Regions from separate parts of the Mus musculus genome. Here regions 1, 2, 3 and 4 are each linked to region 5. The links are chromatin loops, found by intact Hi-C in ENCODE. Cell type or tissue: gastrocnemius. All regions are shown on one strand. Each heading gives the region's core, and the rest is flanking DNA. Links, peaks and the distances in the headings are about the cores only.

Evidence for each region. Hi-C counts contacts between places; a loop is a spot of excess contacts. Peaks named below come from ENCODE experiments on the same cell type or tissue, not always from the same donor. Only the 100,000 strongest peaks of a DNase experiment are listed, where the experiment ranks them.
Region 1: it touches region 5 in a loop (2.4-fold over the local background); 3 of 42 quality-filtered maps call a loop at or near these places.
Region 2: it touches region 5 in a loop (4-fold over the local background); 4 of 42 quality-filtered maps call a loop at or near these places.
Region 3: it touches region 5 in a loop (5-fold over the local background); 8 of 42 quality-filtered maps call a loop at or near these places.
Region 4: it touches region 5 in a loop (10-fold over the local background); 8 of 42 quality-filtered maps call a loop at or near these places.

Annotation. Positions count from the first base shown.
Region 1 is chr5:108,546,168-108,552,319 of GRCm38, forward strand. Cplx1 (complexin 1) reads right to left here and starts at 3,860. Exons shown (of 4, transcript NM_007756.3): 1 at 3,722-3,860; 2 at 2,339-2,442. The coding sequence starts at 2,369. In gastrocnemius, for the core only: no CTCF peak of the experiment used is centred there; DNase peaks (open chromatin) are centred at 2,804, 3,409, 3,856 and 4,260; H3K4me3 peaks cover 648 bases.
Region 2 is chr5:108,626,095-108,632,246 of GRCm38, forward strand. It overlaps Gak (cyclin G associated kinase), which reads right to left and starts at 3,683. Exons shown (of 28, transcript NM_153569.2): 1 at 3,407-3,683. The coding sequence starts at 3,551. Tmem175 (transmembrane protein 175) reads left to right here and starts at 3,716. Exons shown (of 11, transcript NM_001163532.1): 1 at 3,716-3,806. In gastrocnemius, for the core only: no CTCF peak of the experiment used is centred there; a DNase peak (open chromatin) is centred at 3,678; H3K4me3 peaks cover 2,288 bases; H3K27ac peaks cover 1,912 bases.
Region 3 is chr5:108,569,311-108,575,462 of GRCm38, forward strand. It overlaps Gak (cyclin G associated kinase), which reads right to left. Exons shown (of 28, transcript NM_153569.2): 25 at 2,564-2,776; 26 at 2,079-2,224; 27 at 830-1,006; 28 at 1-646. The coding sequence ends at 545. Among named protein-coding and RNA genes, the nearest start is that of Cplx1, 22 kb to the left of the region's middle. In gastrocnemius, for the core only: no CTCF peak of the experiment used is centred there; no DNase peak of the experiment used is centred there.
Region 4 is chr5:108,724,257-108,730,408 of GRCm38, forward strand. It overlaps Rnf212 (ring finger protein 212), which reads right to left. Exons shown (of 12, transcript NM_001362887.1): 11 at 5,558-5,721; 12 at 5,046-5,221. The coding sequence ends at 5,109. Among named protein-coding and RNA genes, the nearest start is that of Fgfrl1, 33 kb to the left of the region's middle. In gastrocnemius, for the core only: no CTCF peak of the experiment used is centred there; a DNase peak (open chromatin) is centred at 2,798.
Region 5 is chr5:108,424,984-108,429,983 of GRCm38, forward strand. It overlaps Pde6b (phosphodiesterase 6B, cGMP, rod receptor, beta polypeptide), which reads left to right. Exons shown (of 22, transcript NM_008806.2): 12 at 250-396; 13 at 1,471-1,578; 14 at 1,815-1,924; 15 at 2,124-2,211; 16 at 2,611-2,711; 17 at 2,814-2,921; 18 at 3,197-3,260; 19 at 3,474-3,548; 20 at 4,123-4,206. Gm34204 (a long non-coding RNA gene) reads right to left here and starts at 4,233. Exons shown (of 3, transcript XR_880561.2): 1 at 1,845-4,233. In gastrocnemius, for the core only: a CTCF peak has its summit at 2,376 (motif pointing right); a DNase peak (open chromatin) is centred at 2,389.

The sequences.
Region 1 (6,152 bases), core at 500-5,499, 120 kb after region 5:
CAGAGAACTGTTAGCAAATAGCAGAACTGGGGCCTGACAAAACCCCATTGGTCCACTGAACTTGTCCACACAACAGAATCCGGCTGTCTACGTAGCATCTACAGGAAGTAACTGAAATTACCTAAAACTTTGCAACATGACTCATTGTTCCATAGTGTTCACACACAAGTCTTGGTCTTTCTGAGCCTCATCTCTAGGATGCCACTGTGGCCCAGGCCTGCCTCTTAGGAGGCATTAGGGACATGCCAAAGGGAATAGAGAATGCTGGTAAAGTGCTACATGCCTGGCATGAGGCTTCAAAGTGGGGGCTGCTGCTCCTGACAGGCATGGTGCCAGAACAGCCAGGCAAAGACAAAAGCATGTACCACACCCACATCTAGCTAGATTCCAGACCTACCCCTCTTTGGCTTAGGGTCTTGTGAAGCAACAGATCACAAGTTCCTGAACCTGCAACCATAAGTTGAGATGGTCCAGTGAAAGAGCCACACATATGCTTCTGGGCTATTATTTTCTTTCCTATCACCTTTCTCTGGGCTTGATCCATATCTTGGGGTTTCTGTTGCCTTTTGACCCTTATCTGAAACTTATCCCTCTCTTCCAACCATCTCTGACTGGCTCCATTTTGCTCTGCTCACACACACCCTAAGACACCAAAGGTCACACACACATGGAGTTTGGAGTCCATGACAAGACTGTGAGTGGTGGATGGAAAACCACTACAGTTCTACTCAGCATCATGGAAGCTACATCCCTATCTCCATAAATGAATGTAAATTGAATATAGGGTAGTTTGGATGGTGCTCAGCCTAGTATGTGGCTACTACCCTGTAGCTTCTGTCTGCTGGTTACCACACCGCCCCAACAGCTTTCACAGCACCCCAAGAAGCACGCCCCATTGCTGGTGCAGGAGAAACTTTGGGCTGACATGGAACAATGAGGGAATCCAGGCTGGCAATTACCCAGCTAATTTCAGCTATGTAGACAGCCAAATCAGAGATTTCGGTTTCTTTAAAAGCCCACCTCAGGGCCAGAATTAGCCACAAAATTAATTGTCTGTAGCAGCCTGGGACTTTCTGGGTATAACACGGGTCTCTTCTGATACAGGATGCTGGCTTGTCCCTGAATCCTGTCCCGGTGATGTAATCATTATAATTAGATTCAACCTGAGTCTACCACAGTCGTGAACTCTCAGCAAGCACACTGGGTCTCCTTTTCATCACATATGAGTGAAGTCACAGACACCCTCTGGGAGATGCCTATTTCTGCAGACTTCTCCTCTTTCCTGGCCCCAAGGTCCCCACCAGCTTTCTCTCTGTGAGTGTTCCCCTTCCCTTTTCCATACCAGCAAAAGATGCCTAGCACATTCCAGCTCAGACCCACACCAGTCAAGGGGCTCCCCTGCAGGCCACAAGGACTCTTCAATAGTAAAGTTGGTGTGAACTCTCAGCCCTGAGGGTACACAAGGGTATCGGGGCACCCAGAGCAGGTAGCTCTGAACAAACATGAATTCCACCTAGGGCGATCTCAACCTCTACAGGCTTGAGCTGACCAAACTGCCCTGCTGAAACCCATTGCAGCCAGATGGGTACCAAACCTTCGGCTCACTGGTTCAGCACCTCCAGCACCTCCTGGCCAAGAGCTCAGTTGACTGTCCTCTACCAGCTTCTAGTCCTACTGTTGCTAGCTACAAAGATGGCTTTGGGCCAAGTGAGGACAGGACTCTTTTCAAATAGTGAGTGAGCAGGCTGCCCTCACGCAACGACATAAAAGGAAGCTATATATTCTCTGCAGAAGGGGTCTTGGTTGCATAGCTATCCCTTCTTGTCCTTGTGAATAGTACTGTGTCTTACCTGGGAGAAACCCATAGAGCCCAATGCCACAGTTGGGATCACCCAAATCCTGTTTCCTAACCCAGTCCTGGTGCACAGTTTGTTCCCAGGACTGACAGAATGAGGGCTGCTCACAAGCCTTGTTAGGATATCTGCCTTGATCAATGCTGCTTGGCTCTTGATGTGTCTCAGGATGACCAGTGGGTTCCACTGCACCATGGCATGGGGACATGGGGCCATATTACACAGCACGTCCTCCCCATATCTCATATTAAATCCCAAGGCTTGAGTCACCAGGGGATTCAAAAGTACTGGGCTGGGGGACTGCCTTAGGCTTGTTCAGAGTGTAAGCAACCATCTGCAGAGCCTGTGCGTGAGGTCAGAAGTGGTCATGCAGCCATGTGTTTTCGTGCCACTGCAGTGGTGGAGACATGTCTCTCTGAGTATCAGGTGTCTGTGTATCGCTGGAGGCCCAAACCCATGCGCCCCCCCCCTTGCCCACCTCCTACCTCCCAGGGCTTGTTTCATCACGAACTCCATGGTGATGGCTTGGTTCCTCAGGAGCCACTCCCGGGGTCAGATTTCACATTCAAGTGTGGTCAGGGTCTTCTGCCTAGAGAGAGTAGGTGGTCATAGGTACCCTGACCAACCTTTCCTGAGACCCTCATCTACTCCTTGCTCTCCTCTCCACTATCCCAAGAGTCTAGGGTGAGAGGCTTTGTTCCCACACCCAGACCAGGATGGCAGGGTTCAGAGCCCAGCCAAACCAACAGTTATCTTGCTTCTTCTGGGGTTTCTGAAGGAAGCTTTTAGATGCCACTGCAGCTCACAACCTGGGGCCACCAGTTACTGGAGACTGGCGCCAGCCTCCTCAAGCGGGGGTGGAGCCCAGGGGGCATTTGAAGGTCAATGCTCCGCTGTAGCACCCAGGTTCTGGCTGCTCAGCCTCCTTGGCAGTTTTGGAGCTGTGGGGCAGGGGTCCCTCTGGGGAAGAATTGGAGAGACAAGTCCATGAATGTCCCTCAGGAAAGGTCCTTATGACTTCTGACTAGTCTCAACTATATCTGTCTCTAGAGAGACTCTGGAGGCCCACAGCAGAACTGGCCCTGGATGGAGTCCCCGTCTTCCAGTGGGAGGGGAAACAGATGACCCACTCCTGCTTCTGCATGGGGTAGGGCAACCCAAGTCAGAATGCCCAGCGTGGACTAAAGTGCCAGCAGCATTTAGAAAGGTGCTTTCTGTAATGCCAACAGCTGCAAAGACATCCCTCTTTGTAGAGTCTTTCCTATCAGGGAACCTGGTCCTGAGGGATCCAGTGTTTCACAGGTTTCTCTCTGCGGAATGAGACCCGAAGGGGTGCCAGGCAGGAAGAGTGTCCGAGAAGCTAGGGGTTCAGGGATGCCTTTGCAGCAAAGCCAATTGCCTTCTAAACTTCTCTCTGTTTCCGGGAATCGGGGGATGGGGGCTCCGCAGGGCCAGCTGTAGAGAGGCTAGGACGCTGCGGAGATTCCGCAAAGACCAAGGCATCCCGTTCTCTCGCGGCCGCCGCACCCTTTGCTTTGCTGGGCGAGGTGCCCGACCGGAGCACGGCCTCAGGCCGGAGCGCGCCAGGGAAAGAAGAAAGAAAGAAAGAAAGAAAAAAGATGCCTATGGGAAAGGGAATCAAGGGCCGTTTCAGCACCTCACGATGGACAGCGCCTTTCAGGCTGAGCAACCTTGGGTCTGAAAGACAAGGAACCAAGAGTAGGGGAACCTAGGATATGGGTAGGAGACCCACGGCTAGAAAGCGGGGATCCAGAAAGGGAAGCCCAGGAGTCGGGAAGAAAACTGGGCTGGGAAGGGGAAAGGAGGGAGCCGGTTAAGGTCGGACTGGCTGCTAGGGCGCCGGTTACCTTCCAAGGTGGACGATCAACAGCAGCGCGCTCTCAGGCCGGCGGGGTCCATGTGGCGCTCTGTGCTGCTGCGGCGGCTGAAGGACACCGCGAGGAGGGCGCGTCACTCAGAGGCGCCCCCGCCCGCGTCCCGCATGACGAGGAGGGCGGGGCTCGGCGGAGGTAGGGGGGGCAGCCGCGCCCCCGGTTCCCAGATCCTGGCCTGGCGCGCGCGACAGCTGCATTAGGGGCCCCTCTTTGGCCTGGGCCACTCTCTCCACACCGGCTTGGAGACCCTCCTGAAGTCCTACTGAAGCGCCCTCCTGAAACGCTGGGAGAATGCAGGGATGGGGTCACCATCCCTAATCTACCAACCACGTTTGCTCCTGACCGGGTTTCTTTGCTCTTTGCTGGCAGGGCGGGAGAAGGCGAGCACAGCCCGAGACCCCCGATCGAGCAAGATAGGCCCACACATCCAGGCTTCTCCGGTGTGCAGAGCCGCCAAATGTGGCTTTGGTGGGATAGAAACCCCAGTCAGTCAGGGACGCCTGAAGGTCACTGCGGACATGGATGGGCGGGGGCTCCTGGGAGACAGCCACAGCCCCGCCTCTAGGCCGCCCCTTCCCCTGGCACCGGGATTTCAACTCTGCGGCAGCTGCACTGCAGAGCCCAGTGGCCACAAGGTTGGCCTGGTATCCCTGCAGTTATCCTGGGGGGCTTCTGTGAGGCAATCGTCTTCGCAGAAGTCAGAGCATGTGGGGACACCTAAGCTGTTTTTTATTCTGGCTAGCCAGGTGGTAATTCCTGACCCGCAGAGTCTAGTGCTGATGGCCATTGCTTTAACTGTTAATGTTCCTCCTGGCTGAGTCATTCTTAAGGATTAGGTTGTTCTTGACCTTCACCCAATTCAGTGAAACTTCTTGCCTCATGAGTATTCCCCCTTCACCAACATTCCAAAGCTGCCCCAGGGTGCTTGGTGGCTTGAATTCGAGGGCTAGGGGTGGGGAGTAAGGGAGGGTCCATTCCAGACTTGCTTTTATCAGTTTTTGTTCCTTTGACCTAGCAGATTCAAAGTAGAAGAGACCAGGAACGGAGCTGGAGTGGAGACAAGAAGAGAAAGTGTTAAGCCCCACACCTTCTGCCCTGACTTCAGCCTGGGGCCCTGGAGTTAAGGATACTGTCTGATCCCACTGGTGAAGTGCCTGCACTGCACACAGGCATATGCCTAGGAGGAGAGGATCATTTAGGAAGTTGGGCATGACTCACATCAGACACAGAAGAGTTAAGTCTCCCAGTGCCCTTCCTACTGGCACTGTCCATCTCAGTTCACCCACCACACTCATGGTAAGGTTGGTTGATGCCCAGAGCCTTGTTCAGGCCCAGGACTGATGTCCTGTGGAATGGGGTCACCTGCACACAGATGTGCCCAGTCTGGCTCATTCTGTGTTTTCGGAGTCTATAGTAGCTAGCAAAAGCAAGGGCCACAGCAAGACAGACTCATTACTTCTCACCTGCTTTTCTTCTCCCCGCCACGCCACCAGATGGACCTGACCTTCTGTCAGCAATCCCATAGAAGACCCTGGGTTAACCTCTTGAGACAAAGCAGGCCAACCTAATCCATTCATAGTCCTGAGCCCAGCTGAGATTATTAGAGGCAAAGGACCCTAGGACTAGTGGGCTTCCACTTTTACTTCCTCTGTCTCTGGCTGTCTCTGCCTTCCTGTGTCTACCTTTGTCTCTCTATCGTCTCTATATCTGCTGTTCTTGTTTTTATGTCTCAGTGTATCTCTCTTTGTTTCTCTGTCCTAGCTTTTTTTCCCTCCCTCCTGTATGGGTGTTTGTCTGCATGTCTGTGGACCACATGTGCATCTGGTGCCCACAGCATCCAGGAAAGAGTGTTGGATCCCCCTGGGACTGGAGTTACAGATAGTTGTGAGTTACCATGTGGGCACTGGAAATCAAACCTGGGTCCTCTGAAAGTGCAGCCAGTGATCTTAACTATCGAATCATCTCTCCAGTTCCCTAGTTTAATTTTGTATATGTGTTGTTTTGGTATTTATTTATTTATTTATTGGGTTGTTGTTTTCAAAGAGGTTCTCATGTGTTACAGGCTGGTTTTGATATATAGGCAGTGATGACTTTTGTATTTGACCTTCACACTCCTGGCATCACCTTCCAAGTCCTCAGAGTACAGTACAATGCCATTCCCAGACTCTGCTGAGGGAAACAGGCAAGGAGAGTGACAGTCTCAAGTTTGAGTGAGAGAACCCTGGGAGATGGCAGTTGCTTGGGCTTGAGAAATCGTTCAGTGCAGTGCTACCCTAGGGAGAAGGCTCCATAACTGCCTGCCAAGCTGAGGTGTGGACCATAGCTAAGGCTGGCTTTTACAAGCTACCTAGACCTCTAAACCTATAATACAAAGAGGCAACATGGCAAAAGGCCTCTGCCTAAC
Region 2 (6,152 bases), core at 580-5,579, 200 kb after region 5:
ACGGAAAAAGAGAGGGAGGGAGGAAGGGAGAAAGAAGAGAATAGAGGGAATGGGAAGAAAATGGAAGAAAATAAACAGATTGGCAAGATGGCTGGCTCAGTAGATAAAGGAGCTTGCCACTAAGCCTCACGACCTGGGTTCAATCCCCAGAATCAGCATTGTGGGAAGAGATAAGGGACAGTTGCAAGTCACTCTGTGACCACATGCTAGCCATGACATGCCCCCCACTAAAACAAAAAGAGAAGAGAGGAACAAAATATAAAACAGGTGGGCTATAGGACACAAAAGTCAGGAGTTGGAGAGATGGCTCAGCATTAAAAGCACTCCTGCTCTTGCAGAGAACCCAGGATCGGTTCCAAGCAACCATATGGTTGGTCATAACCCTCCCTAAGTCCAATTTCTGGGGATCAGATACCGTTTTCTGACCTCCACCAATATCATGGTTGCACACAGTGCATTCACATGGGCACAGTCACAAACATAAATTTAAAAATAAAATTAGTGAAGACTTAGGACAAATTCCAAAATGAGTAAAAAGCTATATGGCTTTATGGTTCTGCCTAACAACTTATTTCACATTCCAGTATCAAATTAATAATAACTATAAAAACCGTATGACAACTAAGCTTGGTTTATCATACATTCCTGTGACAAAACCTGATATAAACTGATAGAAGCAATGTGCCTACAATGAGGATATTTATTCATTTACTTAGAGACAGAGCAATTTATTTGAGTATAGAGACTTTTCTCGGCCTCTCTGGGACCATCCCATGATATAAGGTCATCTTTGTGAACCAGAAAAGTTCTGAAGTTGTTAAGAGCCTCCCTCATACTCTTGTGAGAGAACATAAATCCCAATGGCCCATGGCCTATGGCTGCTGCTCAGGACTCATTTAAGTAATCTATGCAAAATACTACAGATTCCTTACTGTCTCAATTCAGAAAAAAAAAAGCCTTAAAATATCATATTAAGTATAAAAAGAAGAAGAAGAAAACTATGGCTTACAATTGCACTGATTATTTTTATTCCTGGCTGGGTCAGAGAGCAGGAAAGAACTGCTCTCTGCAGAGACAGTGGCTGCCCATACTTCCTGGTTTTTCATCCTGGTTTAGATGTGGCTTGAGTAAGCTTCCTGCTTTACACAACCTCCCTCTCCTAGCAATTGGAACCACGTCCCACTAGAGATGGCCTCTTGGCCAGGTGGGTACAGCACACAGCCATCTTCTCCTGGCTCCCTATTATAGAGGCAGGCCTTCCAGCTACCCTGGAATTCACACTATTTATTGTACTGCCGCACCCAAGCTGCCTCTTCCTTCTACTAGCTGAATATGTGTCTTATTTTACATTCTATAAGAAAGGAAACCAAGTCCGTCCGTCTCTTCTCTTCCTCTCTTCCCTTCTGGTTTGTGGATTAAACCTAGGGCCTCATACATGTTAAGCCAGTGTTATGCCATTAAACTATAAAATCCCAGCCCTTTTTTACTTTTCAAGACAGCATCTTACTAACTTGCCCAGATTGGCTTTGAATTCTACCTGTAGTCCAGGCAGACCCTGAAGTTGGAATTTACCCGCCTCAAACTCCCAAGAAGCTAGGGTTACAGGCCTGTGCCATCAGTTCAGGGTTGAAGTTTTTGAAAAACTAAGGCAACTTCCTGGTATCTTCAGAATGAACAAGCCGATCTGGCACCATCTTTGTCATTTCGACAGATGAAAGGGAATATCACATATCAGACTGTTAGTGGAGGTCCTAAACTCATCTCTGGCGGGAAAAGCACCACAGGTCTTCTACTAAAATCACATCCAAATCTATGCACAATCGCAGTGGAGAATAAGCATGACAAGCTACTATCAAAACATCACCTCTGCGTTTCCATAGTAAAGAAAGAATGTTAAACAAGTTCCCTGCTCCTACCAATCACAATTGTCATGGACAACCTTAACAAGATGACTCTCCAATCCTGAGAGCTACTTCAGACCTGAGTCAGGCCACTCTTCTCCCTGAACCTGAGATCTGGCATACTCCTAGATACTGATGAACAAAATAAACAAATTAATAATAATAATAATAATAAAAAGGCACAGTGAGTGCCTGAAGAAGATTTATTCTCTTGCAGAGGAGAAGAGCAACACTGGATTCCTAGCAACCATACAGAGGTTAACGACTGTCTCTAACTACATTTCCAGGGGATCCAATGTCCTCTTCTGGTCTCAGCAGGCAGTACACATAGATACTGTCCAGTGATGGAGGCAGGCAAAACACCAGTTTTTTAAAAAAGTAAATCTTAAAAAAAAAAAAATCATAAAAGAGAAAACACGATTCCATCACACAAGCTGACTACAGAGCCTGTGTGAGGAAGCTACAAACTCAGACTGACCTCAAGACACAGAACTATGGAACTGTCTATCAAACAAGGTTCTTTTTGTTTGTTTGTTTTTCGAGACAGGGTTTCTCTGTATTGCCCTGGCTGTCCTGGAACTCTCTCTGTAGACCAGGCTGGACTTGAACTCAGAAATCCGCCTGCCTCTGCCTCCCCAGTGCTGGGATTAAAGGCGGGTGCCACCACGCCCGGCTCAAGCAAGGTTCTTAAAGGTTACAGCTACGGGCTCTGTTTCCTGTACCTTATACGAGGTCACTACAGAAAAAACTCAATAGGTGAGGCACTTAGGCTATAAAAGAAAACAAGACTGTAGGGCCCCAGTCTATCCTCTACCTCATCAAGCAAGGGAAGACTCTACAGGCCCCAGAACTCAGCAGCACAAACACTGCCATCTCAAGACAGTCCTCGGGATGCAACAACAACGCTGGATATGATACAATGAATAACAGCTTATGACCCCAGAGTGACTGTGCTCACCTTCTGACCTGACTCCACCTTTGAATCTTTCTGTATATGCCCCAGATACAGCTTTGACCCTAAGCAGAGGTGGTCCTTCCAGACCCAAGCCTCCTTTACTGGATAACCACCTGCTAGCATGACCCTTGTACTACTAACTCTACCCACCAGGAAGTAAGTGTGCAACCCGAAGCAGTCTATCCTCTGCAATCACCACCAAAGGCCTTAACCCACAAGCCCCTGTGGTCTCTCTTCCTGGCAAGACCCTTCTCCGACCTGATTCACACCCCAGCAGTGGCCCTTCATAGCGATGGCCTGATTTACATCCCAGCAGTGTCTTTTCCCGCAGACCCTGCCCGGAGAGATGACTCCCTGCGGCCCTGATCTGACCCACACCTCAGTCGTGACTCTCTAGGTCTCAGACTTGATTCACACCCTGGACACGATCCTCCTTGCTGCCCCTGCTTAAAGCGGTGACCGTCACGCGCCCTGACTCGAACCACACCCCAGCAGCGACCCTCCTGGGCTGCTCCTGCCTCCCGCGGCCTGGCGACGCCTTACGCCTCACCCTCGGCCAGGACCCGCCGCACCCGCAGACGCAGCTCGCCCAGCTCCACTGTCTGCCCCACGAAGTCACTCTGATCACGGCCCGCAGCTCCGCCAAGAGAACCAGGGCCCGCCAGGAAGTCCAGCGCAGACTGCAGCAGCGACATGGCGTCGGCCGCTCCGCGGCAGCGGGAGCCAGGCTCCAGCTCCGCACTGCCGGGTTAGCAGCTGCGGGCGAACAACCCGGCCATCTTCCGCCCGCGCCGTGACGTAAATCAGAGAGCGAGTTGCGTCCCGACGCTGCGGCCCCGCCCTGACGCAGCAGGCGGAAGGGCGCGTGTTTCTGCAGAGCCAGCAGCAGCAGCAGGCGCAGGCGCAGAGGGTGCGATCCTACGGACCTCAAGCTCCTAGGAGGCACGGAGGTAGGGCTGTCGCCATCTGACCCTAACCTCATCTGGTTGCTTCCGCTGGCCCAGGTCCAGCCTAGGTGGCTAGAGCGTCGCGGGACGTTGGGCGCGCGCTGCGGACCGCCCCAGAGCCCGCCGCTCGCGCCTGACGCCTCAAGGTAAAGCGAGGCCTGGAGCCCACCCTAAGTGTCCCTAATGCCCGGTTTAGGAGAGGAGGGTATCTTGCAGACAAGCAGCCAGCCTATGAGCCACAGACACTTATGTTTTGGTCCACACAGGTTTGGGGGAGGATGAACTAGTTGCTAGAATTAAGACCGAAAAACGTAGTTTTAAAAGGGGGCGGGAGAAAGCTTCACAACGTGTATACAAAAGTCACCTGGCAGCACTGGACGCAGAATCCCGTGTGATGTCAAACACTTAGAGCTGTCCATCTCAGGTGAGGCAAAGTCATGGGATTCCCCACTCGTCTCTGTACCTCCGAGGTTTCTGAAGCCATATGAAGTTGCAGAGCCTTGGGTAGAGTTTGTGCTTTTGGACTGAAAAATGGATCCTTAAGCCCAAATCAACATCTTAACTGTCCCAGGATTGTATGCTATTAAATACGCCTTGGGGGGGGGGGGGGCGCTACCTGCTCTTTAAAAAGTCAAGTAGAAAAGAAATGAAAGATTATCATTAGTATACAGTGAGGTACGTGGTAGGTGAGACAGTAGTTTCCTAGAAATGGTGAAGTGGAAGCTTTGGATAACACCTGGAGGAATAAAGAACTGATGAAGTAGAGATGGTACCTGTAGGTAACTGAGGAGATTTGTGAAGAAGAGTGTGGGAGCTGAAAGGGCAGTGTGGTGTTAACATGATCTTAGATGGGAGACTTGAGCAGCCTAAAGCCAATGGGAAAGAGTGAAGTCTTTCCAGTATAGTGGAGAGGAGTACTGTCTCAGAATAGTAGGACAGTCAAGTCACATCCAGATAGAGGATATGTAGTGTTGGTATAGAAATGGCACCTTTCTATAAGAGAATCACTTATAAGATGCAGGGAGGAGGAAGTAGCTACGGCTTGCAGTTGCAGGTAACTTTATGTTATTACTGGAATGAAGTTGAAGGGATTTTTTATTTTTTGGTGGCTTCAGATCTCATTATTTAGAAGGAAAATAAATCTGAAAGCAAAAGGAAAAAGTAGGGAATTGGAGGCTTGGTAGCCTTCAAGAGACCTAAAACATCATGAGAAACATCATGAACAATTCACTACAGCGTATAGTGAAACTTGACACCATAAACTCTTGCTGGCATGACCTAGGACAAGTGGAAATTTCTAAATCATGTAATTATAGATCAATTTTATGGCATTGTAGTAGATGCCATTCCAAGACCATTTTAACTGGAACTGCATCTTGTGGTCTCTCGTGATCCCACCTCATGTATGAACACATACAGATTTAAAACTGAATCCGTGCTCTTCCTCCACCAACACATTCTCTTGTGGTAGTAAAAGATATTGCCCAAGAGTAAGTTATTTTATAATGATGAAGGGGTGAAATCATAAAAAGAGTGCATCAGGGCTGAAGAGATGGCTCGGTGGTTTAGAGCTCTTGTGCTTGCAGAGTGCTGGGGTTCAATTCCCAGCATCCACATGGCGGCTCACAACCACTTATAACTCCAGTTCCAGGGGATTCAGCGCCCTCTTTAAACTTCTGTAGGCAGTAAGTATGCATGTGGTGCACATAGGTATATGCAGGCAAAAGTCATACACACAAAAAAAAATTTAGTTTAAAACAAAAAAAAAAGATGTATCAACTATAAACATGATTAAAGCCAAATTTATAAAGTGTGTTAACTGAGAAGCTAATAGACCCAAAAGGAGAGAGACAAATTGGAAGTTGAGATAGTTGGAGATTGTTTTCTCAATGAGTGATAAGTATCCAGAAAATCACAGAGTATATAGAGGACTTAAATAGCCCTGTCAGTCATCTTGAATTAATGAACATTTATAGAGCAATTCCTATTAATGCACAGAATTAGTATTAATTAGCAGATACACATATTTTCCAAGTGTGTAAAGAATTACTAACCTAGAACATCTGGGCAATGAAACAAGCATGTTATCTGATCACAATGAATTTAACTAGAAATTAGCAGTGTGAAAAATGTTTCTGAATGGAAAAGGATAGTATCCTTTTATGTGTCAAAGAAGAAATCAAAGGTAGTAGTTTTGTACGAGCTGAAAATAAAAATATAGAATTTCAAAATAATGGGGTAGTATTAAGTCATTAGTAGGAAATTGATCACATTTAGTGACTTTAGTGTTCATCTTTTAAAAAATCAGAAAAATGAAATGCAAAGTAATTTAAGGAAGATTAAATACCA
Region 3 (6,152 bases), core at 660-5,659, 140 kb after region 5:
TCCTAGACCAACTTCACAATCCTACAATCCATCATGGGTAAAAAAACCGAGGAACAAATAGGTGACCAGGTACTAGGTAAGAAGTGCTTTACAAGCCAGAGACTGCACCAGCCATCAGAAAATAGTTTAATTATGTACAGATGATTGGCAAACTGATCAGAGTAGGATGTGGATGTACCCCCATATTTGAAGAAATGACAGGAGAGAAGTGCCAGCGACATGTGCCATCCAAGAGGTGACAGCCACCAGACACCAAGTAAATCACAAACTGTGACAGCTGTGGAAGGAATATAAATCAACACTTTTCCTCTGGTACAAGAAAAAGAAAAACAAAACAACTAACATCAGATCTGAGGAATGCTTTCTCTCCCAGCCATGGAATGGTATTTGTCCATGATGAATGCAGGGATGATTGGGAGTAGATGGTCCAGGCCCCTGGGGCGATATCACCTGCCACACCTGTTATGGTCCCATTTGTGCCTCAGTCAGGCCAGCAGCATTCAGGATTCATGAACAGCTCCTGCAGCCATAGCCATCACAGGCCTCAGAAGAGGGGCCTCGAGCCCTGGTTTTCAAACTCAGACCATGCATCATTCAGCTCCATGAAGATCATCTTGGCATACTGTTCATACGGCTGCCCTGTGGCCTGTGGGCAATGGGGTGAGAGCCAGCCTGACTACTCAGCCGACCTTCCCACCAGCTCCTTTCTTGTAATACAGCCAGCAGGAAAAGGCCCCTAGGAGATGAGAGGCAGAGACAACCCAACCACAAGCACAAGGTCCAGAAGCCCAGGCCTAGCATCCTGGGAACTGCCTCCCTATACACCTACCTTATCAGGATGCACTACCAGCACTGCACGGCGGTACTGCTTCTTCACCTGCTCTGGAGTCACCAGGTCAGCCATACTCACAGGTGTCCAGCGGCTCTCCCCATCCCACAATACCGTGTGCAGAGTGGACAGCAGTGCACGAATGTTCCTCTCCTTGCCTTCAATCCAGTCCAAAAGCTACAGACAGCAAAGCAGACAACCTCAGGAAGGAGCTGTATTTAGGAGGCCTCCCTCCCTGCTGACCTCCCCGTGGAGGGTAGGGAAATCAAGGTAAACAGCAGAGGAAGTATTAAAGGATGTTCAGATGCTGATGAGGGCGGGTACATCATTTCAACGGACCTGGTCCTCAAGCGAAAGGTCACCTGCAGGCCTGGGGAGCAAACTTCTATGGAGGCCCTTAAGAACATGGTTTGGTACCTCTTTGTTTACCCCTACAGGAGAATAGGGCAACCATGGTTGTGCTTCCCTGCGGCCCTCCCCCCAGTACCAAGAAGGCCCCCAACCTAGACCTCTAAATTCCAGCACTGAGCCCACCAGGTCAGGCTACAGTGGTTTGTGGGCAGAACTGAGAACCTTTTCAGCCAGATACCAATTCCTAATCTCTCAATATAGCCTCCTGATCCAGGCACAGGGTTCAAAGAGGACAAGTGGACTCCTGGTAACCTTTCAGGGGGTTCTTAAGGGAATGGCTACACTGTGCCCTAAAGAAGTGACTACCTCAGCTGGGTGTGTACACACCTTTAATTCCAGCACTTGGGAGGCAGAGGCAGGCAGACCTCTGAGTTTGAAAGGAGCCTGGTCTATAAATCCAGTTCTAGGACAGCCTAGAGTTGCATGCATACACACACCCACACAAACTGACCACTACACAAACCTACAGAAATGAATATATCTAAGATCTACAGTGGGATATTCTGGCCATTGTGCTATGTTGAGTCCTATTTACTCCACTGTGAGAGCTCAGGGCCAGGACCAAAACCCAAACAAATTGCTGCTGTCAACAGTCAGATGAAAACTTGGTTTTGATAGGCACAAGTCTGAGCCATGCCCGCTTGCTGGCTCAAGGCCAAGGTCAAATACATCCAGAGTACTAGAAGCCCTTGTATGGTGCCTGCATCCCTCACTGATCTCCAGTATCCACAGGAAACACTAAGTGTAATATCAGGTTGCCCAGGAATATACTCCAAGAGCCTCCAGGTGCCAGGTCTATACATAACAAGTCTCTGGCTGGAGCCCTGGAGTCACCCACCTTCAATTTGAGTGGGTCTGTATCTCTGGCAAGTTCCTGTTTCCGCATCTCTGCCATGGTCTTTGGCCCCTTCTTGTCAGACTTAGAGAAGCCTTGATTAGGCAGAAGATCTTCAAAATCATTTTCTGAGACCTTTGGCTTTTGGGCTGAAAAAAAAAAAAAACAAAAACAAAACAACACTCTTCTAGACACTGTCTGCTTTACCTCGCTCCCTGGGTGTTACCTGATCTGATACCTGGACAGGAAAGAAGAAACACATGGCTTCCGTGCCATCTGTTAAAAGCCATTGAGAATTGGGAGGAGAGGAGCCAGGCATGCAGAGATGCCTCAAGACACCAGCACACAAATCCAATTTGCTTTCTTGGTGCAGCTTCTGTGAGCAACATAAATACAGCTGCCTTGGCTGGCTCTGAGGGAGAAACAAGTGGCTCTACCTCCAACCCTATAGGTAATTGTATAAACCAGCATGTAAATGCAGTACTTACCAAAGCTGGGCACACGGACGCCCCTCTCTTCTCGGGCCCCGATCACACTGAAGTGAGACCTTAGCTGTTCAGAGGCTCTGGGGGCTGGCTTGGCCTGGGGGGTCCATGAGGTTCCAGGGGCTGTGGGACGATTTGCCTGCCAGGGGCTGTTGCTCTTTTGAGTGGGGGCTGGTGCGCCAACAAAGCCCCCTGCAGGAAGTCCAGCAGGCAGGCCTGGGGAGACATCACAGGGCACTTGTAAGCCACTTAGCCAAACGACCAGTTACCTCTTCTGGGGCTAAGGATATTTATTGTATTGCTGGGCCATGTGCTCGTAAAACAAGCCACTATCACTTAATTGATCTGTTCTATCTAACAAGTACCAGGGATACACAAGTGTTGTGTTGCTCAGTGTTTCTTCCTGGATGAAGGTTGGATGCTAGGATACCCTACATGCACATCTACAGGGGCTCCGCATCCCCATCTGCTGAATGGTCCAGGGGGCTGTCTTGTGTGGACTCTGCCTCACAGAACTTCTCAAATGGATGGCTGATTCTTTAACTTTTTGTGAAATAACTGAAATCACAGAAATTGGAAGACTCATGCTAAGAATTCTAGAGCACCTTCACACAATGCCCCCAGCGATGAAGCTCCCTGTGATGGTGCTGTTACCTTGTTAACATCTAAAGTCACTTAGGAGATGACTTCTGGGCATTACGTGGGAGATTATCCTCTTCCCCTAAGACAGAGCTTCTCTGTGTAGTCCTGGCTGTGTTGGAACTCTCTCTGTAGGCAAGGCTGGCCTCAAACGCTGGGATTAAAGGTGTGCACCACCGTGCCTGGTATCAGGGATTATCTTAATGATAATCATTTATGTGGGAAGATCCATCCTATTTGTGGGTGAAATCATTCCTTTGGGCAGGGGGACTCTGGACTGCATAGAACAAAGAAGGGAAGCCAAGTACTAGCAAGCATGCATTTGTCTTTGCTTTCTCATTGTAAGTGTGATGTGATCAGCTGATTCAAACTCCTGTTGCCATTCTATTGCCAAGGAATATGAAAGGAGCATGAAAGGGACTGCTATTTATTTAATCTTCATCCACAGGAGAACATCTATTCAGAGTTTATTTCCTTGGCTATTACAAATAGCTCTTCTCTGAACACTTGCGGAATATTTACTTGTGGATTTTTATAGAACTATAAACTCATTTCTTTGGGATAAACACTGGGACCCTATGACATTTGCAAGTTTACTTTTTTAAGAAACAGACCATCAGTGGCTGTATCGTTTCACATCCTTGTAAGTATGTGTAAATATAAGAAACCCAATTTCTATGATCCTTGGTGATGCATGATCGCTTCACCCAAACCTTCCCCCAAAGCAGCTGATGATTCAGCACTGTCTCATGCGGGTACTGGCACGCCAGAATGACCGATGGGACCTTTGTCCCTCTTCTCATTTCCCCACAGGATTACAATTTATTCTTTTCATTACAGTTATGGTCTCAGATCTGTGCTTTTTTTCTACAAGAAGAGCTGCTCTGCCTTACACTCCACTGCGATGGGCTATGAGGTTCAGTGTATAGCTGAGACTCCTTTTCTTGCCTGTGCAAACCCAGTGGTTCCAGTTCCATCTGTTAAAGTTTTCATACTTCTGCCTTCCCCATTTGGGTGCACAGCTGGGTTCTCTAATCCTATGTATCCAACACCACAGTCTTGGTTTCTGTGGCCAGAGAGTGTATCTCAAAGTCAGGGTAGAGATTCTATACTATTCTCAATAACAAGAAGCCCCAAACATTCTAGTTTATCTGCTTTCTCAGACAAATGTGACAATGAACTTGGCGATTGTACAAAAATCTCTGCTGGGATTTTAGTGGAAAGAACATTAGACCTGCAGATCAATCAACATAAAGGGGTAATCTTGTGATATACAAATGTTTAGTGTCTGTTAATCTCAACTGCCATGTTTGAATTGTATTTCCACCATATTAGCACTATGTGTTTCTTTATGTTTATAGATGAAAGCTCTTTCGTCACTGTTTTGAGACAGGGTCTCATGTAGCCAAGGTTTGAACTCCTCCTAATCCTCCTTCCCAGCTTCCTGAGTGCTGGGATTATAGGCATAAGCCTCTACCCCTACCTGGTCTGAAAGCTTTTTTGCAAAAATCAACTATACATAGCACAGTTTTAGATTCTAGTCTTGTTGAGCTGTTCTAGTAAACCTAACTACTGCTTCTTGATCTTAGGTACTGTGACTTTATAGTTCTAAGCCTTGTTGATTTTTTCTGATCTGATAGGCAATTGAGCCACCTGCAAACAGGAACAATTTTATTTTTTTCCTTCTATCATATTTAATTTCCACTTCTTTCTCTTGCCATAGCTGGGTCTCCCAGTAAGTGGAATGTAATGGGAACATTGCCTTGCTCCTGGGTTCAGAACTCCTTGCCGATTTGTCACATCTCATAGGGTTTCTATTCCTGCTCGGAAGACATCCTCATCATGTGCTGCTGCAGACAATCACCCTTTTGGCAGCACTGGTAAGACCATGTCATTGTTCCTTGGTTGATAAACATGGTAGATGTCACTTACTGAGTTTGGAAATCAGCCTGGTGCTCCTTGAAAATGCCCCATTTGGTGGTTGTTGCCCTTTTATCCTTTGAAAAATTCTGTGCCCTAATGTTCCGAGGTTATATGTCTGTTCTTGAGAGGACTGGCTTGAGGCTTTCACTCCTCAATTGTCTGATTGGGCACTTATATTTTAAAAGTCAGTTTGCTCTCTTCTAAGCTTCCTAAGAGACTATGGAATTGGTCACATAAACATTTGGTAAGATTCTCCAGTGAAGTCATTGGAGCCCAGGGATTTTCTAAAGAATTTATTATGAGGGGGCTGGAGAGATGGCTCAGCAGTTAAGAGCACTGACTGTTCTTCCAGAGGTCCTGAGTTCAATTCCCAGCAACCACATGGTGGCTCACAGCCATCTGTAATGGGATCCAGTGCCCTCTTCTGGTGTACTCATATAAATAAAAAGAATTTATTATGGATTTATTCTTCATAGTGACAACCCATCCAAGTGCCCTGCTTCATGCTCAGGGTTTGAAGGTGGCTGCCTGTGAGGTGTTGTGTGTCTGGATGCTGCCAGCTTCCCAGCACTTGCTTTTATTCTTAACCACTTTCCAGAGCTCTCTGTAGATTCTGACAATACCTGACACTGACAGCAGAGCGTGTGCTATGGTTCCTTTGTGGTCAGTAAGTTTGTTTACCAAAATTGTCAAAAACCCCAGCATTTTGTTTAATTTATTTACTGCTGAAGAACCTCATGTAATCCAGGCTGGCTTCAACTCATTTTTGAAACCAGAGACAACCTTGAACTTCTCTGATCCTCCTGCTTCTACTTCCAAGTGTTGGAACTAAAAGTGTATCATGACAACTGATTTGGTGCTGGAGTTTAAACCCAAGCTCTTGTACATCCTAGGCATGTATTCTGCTAAGTGACATATTCCCAGTCCCTGATTTATTCGTTAAAAACAGTTTTCTCCTTCTTCCTGTTTACTATAGATTGCTCTTTTCTTTGAAACTCCCTGAGATGTCATTTATTGATGACATAGCCTA
Region 4 (6,152 bases), core at 453-5,452, 300 kb after region 5:
TTGTGGTGACAGGTCAGCAGAGGTGGCTGGAGCAGAGGGCTTTGGGTTATTTGGCTAGAGCCTTATGTTCATCTACTTTCTGAGCTTGAGTCCTGGGTCTTCCTGTCTCTTTTGGGGCTTCTGGATTATTCTTTTAATAAAGTTCTTAGCTTGTGGGTGGGAAGATATATGGGTCCCTACACTGTTATTCTTCATAGTCTGGACTTATGATTTTCTCAATGATAGACCTACAACAGGAACTGCCTGAGTGCTATGGTCAGGAAAAGGCACAAGTTTAGCTAAGGATAAGCACTCTGGTCTCTCCAGAAGCATGCCATTAGTAGTAGATTCTGTGTGCTACTAGGAAACAGTGCTCAGATGTACCACTCATTTTTGAAAGCACACTGTAAGGCAATACCCAACTTTACAGTTTATCCCCAGAATATTTACAGCTAAAAATACACTCTCTGCCAGATGGCAGGCAATTTTGACTCTTAGAGATGGAAAGCCAAGAAAGGGGGAGGTTGAGATTGGACTCAGGATCTGGTCAACTCTGCAAGGGCACATGAGAAGGGACAGTGCTGGTACCATTGGAGAACAGGAATTCTGATATGGGAGCTGGGAGGTTTATGTCCAGAGAGAGTGTCATCTCTAGGATGCCTTTGAGATATGTTTGGGGAAGAAAGTGGGATAGGGCAGTGGAATTAAAGCATCACGGAAGTTCAGAATTATGTACTACTCAGGGAAATGTGAAAGAGGCACAGTATGTGCTGTTTGCAAGGGACATACTTGGATGCTGGTTGTAGTCAATGTGTGCAAGTGCTGCATCCTTTCAAGAGCCTTCTATGGAGACAGACGGGATGGGAACAGACAACTGGCAAAGATGGAGAAACAAACCACAGAGAACCAGTTAGGCCCAGAGAGGGAGAGGGAACCAATGAAAACTAAAGTAGAGGTTAGAGGTCTTAGAAGTTTTTAGTAGGTAGATCTGACTTCAAAACCAAGCATGTGTATTCTAAGCAGACTTAGATGGCAAAACAGTCCTGAGTGCTGCCTGCATGTTCATGTGGAGGCATGTCTACACAAGGTCTCCTACAAGAGTACCTAGAGAAAGCTGCTGGTATGGGAAGGGGACAGAGATGTGATCGGTCACCTACCCGCTGGGCTTGGCCCCTCAGCTGACTCCTTAGTGTAGGTGTGGAGGACTCTTTTGTAGCAGGGCTTTTCTTCACCAAGTCTGGCCACAGCTCTCAACAAGATGGTCTCCCTTGATATTTAGAGAGGCCAGCAGACTGGCGTCATGTCACTGCCTGTCAGCCTTCCCTCTGAACCTTCCTTAGAATCATGTGCTCAGCCCACAGCTCTGCAGCTACTCTTGCCCTCCTGAGCCATTCTCAGCTGGGTGCTCAGGTTCCCCTTGGGTTCCTGCCCACATTTAGGGATGTTATCCATCATAGCCAGCCAGCCTAGCCAGTGGCTCTTACATGGATTGCTGCTCCTCCTCCATACTCAGAACTTCTTTGGCCACTTATTGTTGGCTTTGTTCCCATTGTGCAGAGGTGACAGAGACCCATATCTCTACTGAGTCTGTAGCTGGGTCATCCTAGCCTGTCCTATGTTAAAAGGACACTGTGTAAGCCCTGATCACTCTCTTGTTCGCTATATACCTATGAAATACTTCCTATCTTCTGGGCCTGCTTGTGTGCTCTGCTGCTCCCTCTCCTTCTGTGTGATAGGATCTTACTATGTAGCCTAGACCTCCAAATTGCCCTGCCTCAGACACCTGAGTATTGGGATTAAGGCATGTGCTATTAAGCTTGATTGGAACAGATTATAAAAAAGGTCCACTTATTTTTATTTTATGTGTATAGGTATTTTATGTATGTCTGTACCACACACATGGAGTTCCAGCAGAGGCCAGAAGAAGAGGTAGGATCTCTTGGTACTGGAGTTACAGACTGTTGTGATCTAGCATATGGGTGCTGGGGACCAAACCTGGGGGCTCTGCAACAGCAGCAAGTGCTTTTAACTGAGGCTCCATCTCTCCAGCACCTGGGGCAGATTCTTAATAGGACTATTGCTTGTGACCTGTGGGGGTTCAGCTGTGCCCCCTGCATGCTTGGTAACTTGTTCTCATATGTGCAATGCTGCTCCATATGGTTATGGAAGACAAGCTATTAAGGTGATATCTTTGAATTAAAGCTATATAAACAGCCATGGTGGTACACACATCCTGGGTTACACAGCAAGATCCTGTTTCAAATAACAAACAACAAGGAGGGTGATGTGGAGTATGAACTCAAGCAGAAGGAGGACAATGAAGAAAAGAAGACAGACAGTTATAGTGGGTAAGGGTAAAATATTCACTGAACCTACTGAGTGTGCTATAGTTAAGGAGATATGAGATACAATGCTATTATAAGGCTGATTACCTATTAAATAAGAATCCAGTGTAGAGTATCTAAGGCTGTGGGGACTCTGCTCCATCCCTGAATGTTGAGTTATAGTCTTTAAGGCTCACTGTCCTGCTCTTGCACGTAGAACACTCCTCAGATAGCCCCTAGCTTTTAGGAACACACTTGTTCCCAGTGTGTGCCCCTGGTGTCATTAATAAACTTGGTTCACTTGGGTTTGCCGGTTACTAACACTGGCGAGTAACTGGGGAGCCTTTGCATCTGACCTCATCATTTTCCCCTGTGTGAGTTTTTTCAGTTGCCTGAACCTTTCCCAGTTCTACACTGAATAGACCACTTGTTTTTCTGTGAAATGAATCCAACAGGGACTCAGGGCAGCTCCAGCTTGTGTGGCCCAGCGCCCTCTAGTGCTCACTTCACCCACCACCACTGGCCTCTGACTTCCAAACACCTTGCATCTGAATAACCCACATCTCTACGCTGCCATTGGGAGATGAATGTGGGCTTTTAGTATTGACTAGTGACACCCAGGAGCCCCATCCTGGAGTGCCACAACCTGTGTAAGTAGTAGAATTTGGGCAACTACCTACATGTTTACTTAAGTGAAGGTTACAGGAAAAGAACAACTGGTGTTAATGATAAGAGCTGATGAAAGCACCGACAAGGGTAAACATCTAAACTCCACCAAATGTGCCCTGGAATTAAATGGCTCCCAAAAGCTCAATTGTGACGAAATAAAAATAGTGTCAAATGCTAAAAACCATGGTATCAAAATTTATGTGTGTAATCCAAAGCAATGGAAGAGTTTTAAAATTTTAAAATTGCATCTGAATAATCAGACCTTGTGACCAAGAGCTCCTCTGAGGGAAGAGTGGAGTGGGGTGAGATGGTGGTCTGGCTGCATCTGTTGAGGGAAGAGTGGAGTGGGGTGAGATGGTGGTATGGCTGCATCTGCTGAATTCCTTGGCATGGCTTTCAACACTGAGCAGCACTACGGCCATGAGTGTGCAGCTCCATCTGCTGTGCCCTTTGCACATGTCCACCTGCCCTGTGGGCTATGGTTGGTTCAAGGTTCACACTGAGGTATCATAAACACAGAAGGTTATTTACATTTCACTTTTATCCAACATCTTAGCATTTAGTCATCAGGTATTTATTATATGACAGAGAACATTTGTGTCATAAATATTGGCTTTATAACATTTTATAAATTTCTGGGAGGCACAGAAATGGCTCAGTGATAAGAGTGCTTACTAGCTGGGTATAGTGTGGCCCATGCCTTTAATCCTAGCACTAGGAAAGAAGAGGCAGGCATATCTCTGTGAGTTCCAGGCCAGCCTGGTATACATAGTGAGTTTCAGGATAGCCAGGGCTATGGGAGAGACTCCGTCTAAAAACAAAAACAAAAACAAAAACAAAAATAAAATAAAAAACCAACTAAGCAACCAATCAAACAAACCAATACCCCGCCCCTCAACTATACCAAATAACTAGAAAAAGAATGCTTTTAGCTCAATCATGAGGGGCAGAGCTCAGATGCCAGCATCCATGTTAGGCTGTTCATAAATGTGTATAACTCCACCTCTAAGGGACCCGATGCCCTCTTCTAGACTTGTCAGAGTCCTATTCTTTACACGTACAGATACTCATACAGATACTCATATAAATGAAGTAAACGAATGTAAATATTTTTAAAGGAGAAGAGTATGTGGTATGATCAAAATATATTGCATGAAGTTCACAAAGATTTTATTACAGTATTTTTACAATCAAATTGTGAATGAAAACAACTTAGAACAGGTATGTTACTACAAGATTTCTGAACACTCATCACATATTTCTGGGATCAAGTACATTCCTGGGGGACAACCATGCCTGGGTCATATACACTTCCTGGGACAGCAGAAATGAGGCTTATCCCTGCTCAGCAGCCCAAGCATCATTTCCTGAGGACTGGGAAGATGCAATTCTAGCAACAGCATCCACAGAGGTCACATACCACTGGAGTAGTCCAGTGGGCAGCCTGCCTGCACCTTAGCCTAGCTGCAGAGTGGAAAGTTACTTCTTTCTGCTGTTAATGTCTTCTACAGAACCAGACAAGTTCTCTGACAAACTACAGGCAAATAGAAAGTAAAGAAGTAGAGTGAGCACCACAACCCCCTTCTTAGTTCCTGTGGTGTTGAACTCTGAGAGATGCAAGGACTAGGATTGAGGCACATGCCACTTACCTATGAGTGCCAAATGCCTCCCATAGGAAGGGCCCACTCTCCAACAGAGCAACAGGTCTCATCTGCAACTTGACTTCAGGGCAGAACACAGCTCTGCAGAGATCTGTCCATGATACACAACACCACATAGTAGCTGGCACAAACCCTAAGTGACCAAACTATGCCACTGGAGACTCACAGCACAAGGAAGAAATGGAGATACCCTGAAGTATTGGCTCTCTATGGGGGATGTTATGTGTACCTACATTATGCTGTGGGCACAAGCCCGGCAGATGTGAATACCAGAGAGCTGCATCTTGGGATCCCTGATAGTGAGCCCCAGGTGGCTGCTCACTTTGGTTCCACACCCACATTTAGGAGAGTTTTAAAGTATCAGGAAGGATACAACAGCCAAAAAAACTCCACAAGGCTATCCAGACAGCTGCTTTATCAGAAAGCTACTTTATTTAGTTACATCATCTCTCTAGAGTGAACTCTACCGTGATATTTACCGATGAACGCATGCATGCCAGGGGCTGGCTACAGAGCGTAGATTTGTAGGTGTGGAAGGCAAGAATGGGCTCATCTTCTCAGTATCCATCCCCCTAGGGGATGCTGATCCTGTGGGAAGCATTAAGAGATGTAAAGAGATGTGAGCTTTGACATGACTTCTATACTGCTGAAGAAAACAAGAGTGCAAATATCAAGTAAGAAAAATAAGTTGAAAAAAAAAAAGAGTTCACTGATTTACGTATGTGTTTTTAAAAATTTCATGTCAGGTTAGTTTTTTTCAGAGTACCACTGACTAATGTAAAAATCTGTCATAAAGACAGGAGCCAGTACTGGCAGGAGTGTGAGGTTTCATGTTTGCCCTCACCACATGTATCTACACAAACATCTCATATGTGCACTTTTCTGAGCGAAGTCTTGGGATCAAAAAGCCGACTGAGCACTTGCCTGCACACTGTCTCTGCAGCAGGCCTGAGATACTGATGGGCTGCCGAGGTGGTCCTGTCCATGAACTGCTGACACTGGGGGAAGGCCCTTGTGTTGCTCTGCTGGATAGCTGTGATGCTGGAGGTGGTGACAGCTCCTTGTAGGGCATCTGCAATGGTGGGACTCTAACAAATTAAACAAAAACAAAGTCATAAATGTTGTTTATATCTCTGGAAACATGCTTATCCAAGCACTTACTACTGTGTGGCCTTAAAGGTCATGTGTTGATGAAAAACATGTTCTGAGTACTCAGAATGAATGAGGCCTGCTCTAGGCTGAGGTGGTGGTGAACAGGACCAGTCAGGAGGCTGCTTTTGTTCTGTCAGTGAACTCAGGGCCTTGCTATACAGATGTTGACCAAAGTCTTGCTCTATTATTGCAGCACGCTTCAGCATGTATCTACCTGTTTCTGGAAGCCACCTCACTCCACTTTCCCCAATCACTTCCAACAATTCTAGGCAGCTCTAGCACCTTCTCACTATGTGGTACCATCCTGCTTCTTTAGGCTACCCTGTAGCTCCTCCTCTGCTTCTCTAGTCTCCAAGGGCTACAGGTT
Region 5 (5,000 bases), core at 1-5,000:
CTCTGTAACTTTTCAAGTATATATCTTATATGTTTGCTTTTCTAACATCACTGTCACCAAGCCAGGCAAGCTTCTCACTGTCAGGTTACCTGGTGCAAGGAAACAGTAGGATAAGATAAACAGTGGCCTAGCTATAAATTTGAGATATACCTGGGTGTCTGCTTGGACAATGGTTCAGAGAAAAGAAAGGTTAAGAAGCAGTAAGGGTGTGGTAGGCCTGCCTCTCTCAGCCCACAATCTCTCTTACAGAAGGAAGAACTTCCAGGGCCGACCAAGTTTGACATCTATGAGTTCCACTTCTCTGATCTGGAGTGTACAGAGCTGGAGCTAGTCAAATGTGGCATCCAGATGTACTATGAGCTGGGTGTAGTCCGAAAGTTCCAGATTCCCCAGGAGGTGAGGAGATATGGTTGGAGGTTCCAGAACAAGAGGAAGTAGAGGGGTGGTAAAGGTTACAGGTCCCCCAAGAGGTGAAGTGTATATGTATGTAACAGAGGGAGGGTGTCCACAAGTCCCACAGAGAATCTAGTCAAACATGTCCATCACAGTGAAGTATACTTGGCAAATATATCTAGAATAAATGATTGGATGGACGGAAAGTTTGTTAACTAGGTGTCCAAATGACATTTCTATTAGGACATCACAGGGAAATAAGATCGTTGGTGGGGAACTGTAGCAACTGCTCACCAGGACAGAAATCACATAGTATCTTCTAGCTTTGCCTCTCAGGGATCAATATTTGGAGGAAGGGAAGGGCTCAGAGCCCCACCATCCTGCTCTTACCATGGGTTTCTCACTCTGTCCTGAGTCCACCTCCTTACCTGTGCTCCCACAACACAAATGAAGAATGAATAATCTCTCATGCTCCTCAGAAAACAGAAGCAACAGGCTGATATTTCTGAAAGAAATTTTACTAAATGCTAAGGGAAACAGACAGAAAGAAAGCCATTGGGATAAAAAATATTTCCAAATAATTATTTGATCCTAAATATCATAATGGAAGGGGTAAAGGGTTCTCTTAGCCTGCATCCTCTTGTTGAAGAAAATGTTGAGGCTTCCCACCTTTCTGCTCACAGGCCACATGTGAATCAAACACTCAGGCCTTAAACCAATGGGTTTTTTTGTTGTTGTTGTTGTTGTTGGGTTGGTTATTTAGTTGGTTTTGGTTTTTGCTTTCTCAAAAGATCTCACATGCCAGGGGTCCTCTTTCCATTGTGAGTCTGAACCTTGGGAAGAGAGAGGCATCAAATTCCCAAGGGCTGTTCTTTGTTCTGGTGTGAGAGCCCTTCCCAAACAGGAAGGGGCCAGTGAGAACAAGGAACAAGGGCTCTGAGACCAACAAGATAGAAGTGGAGAAATAGGTATAACAGACTCTAATGCAAGCAGTATGAGAGGCTTGGATAGGCTCTGATATGGTGCTGTGTAGGCTCATATGTGGATCTCAGAACCCACATGTACTCTGCTCCCCAGGTCTTGGTGCGCTTTCTATTCTCTGTCAGCAAAGCCTATCGAAGAATCACCTACCACAACTGGCGCCACGGCTTCAATGTAGCCCAGACCATGTTTACCCTACTCATGGTACGTATGTAAATTGGATGGGCTAGATGAATCAGAGGGCTGGGGCAAGGACCACAGCTAACTATCTTCTGGCCCAAGGATGCCAATTGTGTGTATCCAGTCCTAGCAATGAGTGGAAGGGACCTGGGTGGGCAAAGGGATGGGTTTGGGACACCCCACATCCCCTTTAACCACTGCCTTCTGGAGCCAGAGAGCTGGGCCAGTGACAGGACTCAGGACTGGATCTATTCCCACAGACAGGCAAACTGAAGAGCTATTACACTGACCTAGAGGCCTTCGCCATGGTTACAGCTGGCTTGTGCCACGACATCGACCACCGTGGCACCAACAACCTGTACCAGATGAAGTAGGCTGTGGGGAGGGCAGGCTTGTGGTGGGCATGGTAAACCATAAATCACGCGTCCTTAGGGTGAGTCTTTGCAGTCTGGCAATCAGTACTGAGATGGACCACCTTGAAGATGCAGTGCCACATGGGTCAGACCTCATCCTACTGCCTTCTAACATTGCTTTTGTTGTGTTCCCCTGTTAAATAAAATAAACAACAGATCGCAGAATCCTCTAGCCAAGTTACATGGCTCCTCAATTCTGGAAAGGCACCACCTGGAATTTGGGAAGTTTCTGTTGGCAGAGGAGGTTTGTTCCTGATTTGGTTATGAGTTGTTTCTCCTCTGGGCTGTGGTAGACAAGCAGGAGGTCCTGGGCAGCATGGATTTATCAGTGTGAGGTGCTAAAGGACAGGCTCACATCTAGAGATGTTCCCACATGGGGCAGAATTGCAGTCATGGAGGCAGTAGCTAGGAATGGCCACTAGAGGGTACAACAGATCATGGAAATGGGCAAAGGTATCTGACCCAGGACACTGACAGAGGGTAGACACCAAGGGAAGGCAGGGATGGCCATAAGACTGATCTTCACATAAGTGAAGGCAAGGTTCGAGTGAGGGGATTAGACAGAGTAGGCCCTGAGAGTCAAAAACAAGAGTACCACAGACAACCTCTGCCACAACCCAACACCAACTTATGGTCCCCACAGAGCCTGAACATCTATCAGAACCTGAACCGGCGGCAGCATGAACATGTGATCCACCTCATGGACATTGCCATCATTGCCACCGACCTGGCCCTCTACTTCAAGTAAGAATGCATCAGAGGCAGGAGGTGTGGGCAGAGCCCTCAGTAGACATAGATAACCATGGCCAGTCTGTCACCTACTCCTCCCCTCCTTCTTGGGGTCAGGAAGAGAACAATGTTCCAGAAGATTGTGGATGAGTCTAAGAACTATGAAGATAAGAAGAGTTGGGTTGAGTACTTATCCTTAGAGACCACACGAAAGGAGATAGTCATGTAAGTAGCAGGTCCACTGCTGGCCAATTAGCCCTGCAGACCTCCCTAATCCCAGGGACCGGAGACGGCACAAGGGTTCATAGGCCTCACCACTGAATCCAGAATCTTCCTTAGCACCCCTGACCACCACTTGCTTCAAGCTCAGCTTTCCTTCTTCACCTACAAGGTGGTGACTTGGGACCAGCACCTTTCCTAGGACTGTCCCAGAGAGCTGCTGAGAAAATGTTTACTCTCTGCTCAGAAGGACAGGTAGTCTGCTGTCTGTCTGTCCACAGGGCCATGATGATGACTGCATGTGACCTGTCTGCTATCACCAAACCCTGGGAAGTCCAGAGCAAGGTCAGGACTGATGACCATCTGGACCCAGAATAGCCCTTCGCAGGCCATCCTGGGTCTGTACCTAGGGAGCTACAGGGAAATGGTGTTGGTTTTTGAAGTCATCCCTGGGTACGGCAGTGAGAGGCGCCATATGAACACTGCCTGTAGGACCTTGAGGGGAGGGCCTACTGCTCCTGAACATGGAGCCCCACTATAACTTTTGTGTGTGCTTAGGTTGCTCTTCTGGTGGCTGCTGAGTTCTGGGAACAGGGGGACTTGGAGAGGACTGTCTTGGATCAACAGCCCATTGTGAGTGTTGCTTCCAGAATATTCTATCTTGGCATATGTATTAGAATGCTTGGTAGCGCTCCAGACCCCAGGAATTTAAGGTCCCGGAGTCTTAGCCTTGATTTGTGTGGCCCTTTGGCATGACTATGGGTAATTTTGCATCTTGCAGAATAGAAATCACAAAAAATTGTTAGATTGGGGTTGTAGCTCAGCAGGAGCACCTAGGGTCTATGTGGCTGCAGAGTACATCCATTAGACAGGCCAGTCCAGGGAGGTCAAGTCAGAGAAGGGCAAGCCTAGGGAAAGGCAGGGAGTAGTGGTGGTAGTCCATGGCAAGATAGACAATGAGGTAGTTACAGCTAGGGTTAGGGCCCACCACTAACACCACAGATGGCATCTACATACATGGGAACTGGGAACTACAAAGGGTTGTTCTGACCACTTATCTTCTAAGCCAGCTCTGGCTAGTGTGAAGAACTGTTTGGAGCAGGCTTTAGGCAAGGCATAGACTAAGCAAGAAATAGGTCTTTGCAGCAAACAAAGTCTCATAGGGAGAGACAGCACCCATGTCATCTGCCTGTGTTTTCTTTACAAGCCCATGATGGACCGGAACAAAGCAGCTGAGCTCCCTAAGCTGCAAGTTGGTTTCATTGACTTCGTATGTACTTTCGTATACAAGGTGCGCAGCAGAGGTATTCCATGTTGGCTGGGGTGGACTGGCTCAGAGTGGGTTGGGAATGGACTGAATCCAGCAGGGATCACACAGGGACATTTGTGTGATCTTCACCCTTATTTGATGGGGGAAACCACAACACCCACCTCAACCTGCCCTGCTAATTGTCCCAAAACTTATGACTGTTCCCTCAGAAGCACTAAGTGTATTTCCTAAAATGTCCTTACTCACCTTGAGGTCTCACCTTAAATATCTCTGCCTCAGAGGGCCTCTTTAACCACAATGGGCACACCATCTTCAGGAAAATGGCTACAACTTGTCTACTAGGTATCTGTGAAGGTGATACCTAGTTTTTTGTTGTTTTTTGTTTTTTGTTTTTTTTTGTTTTTTGTTTTTTTGTTTTCCAGACAGGGCTTCTCTGTATAGCCCTGGCTGTTCTGGAACTCACTCTGTAGACCAGGCTGGCCTTGAACTAAGAAATTCGCCTGCCTCTGCCTCCCAAGTGCTGGGATTAAAGGCGTGCGCCACCACTACCTGGCAAGCCTGAGTCTTATCTGTCTCCAATGGCATACCCCAATACAACCTGAAGAACATGATAGCAGCCATGTTCCCACTAGCTGGTCAGGCACCGATGAACTGCCAAGTCGTTAAGTTCTGCTATTTGATCATAGAGTGTAAGACAGGGACTTGAAGAGACTCACAAGATAGTGTCCTCATGTGATGTACATCACACCCAAGCTCCACACCACTCTAGTACTCAGTGGTGACAGACCCCACATTGTAAGGTAGATGCTATGTGA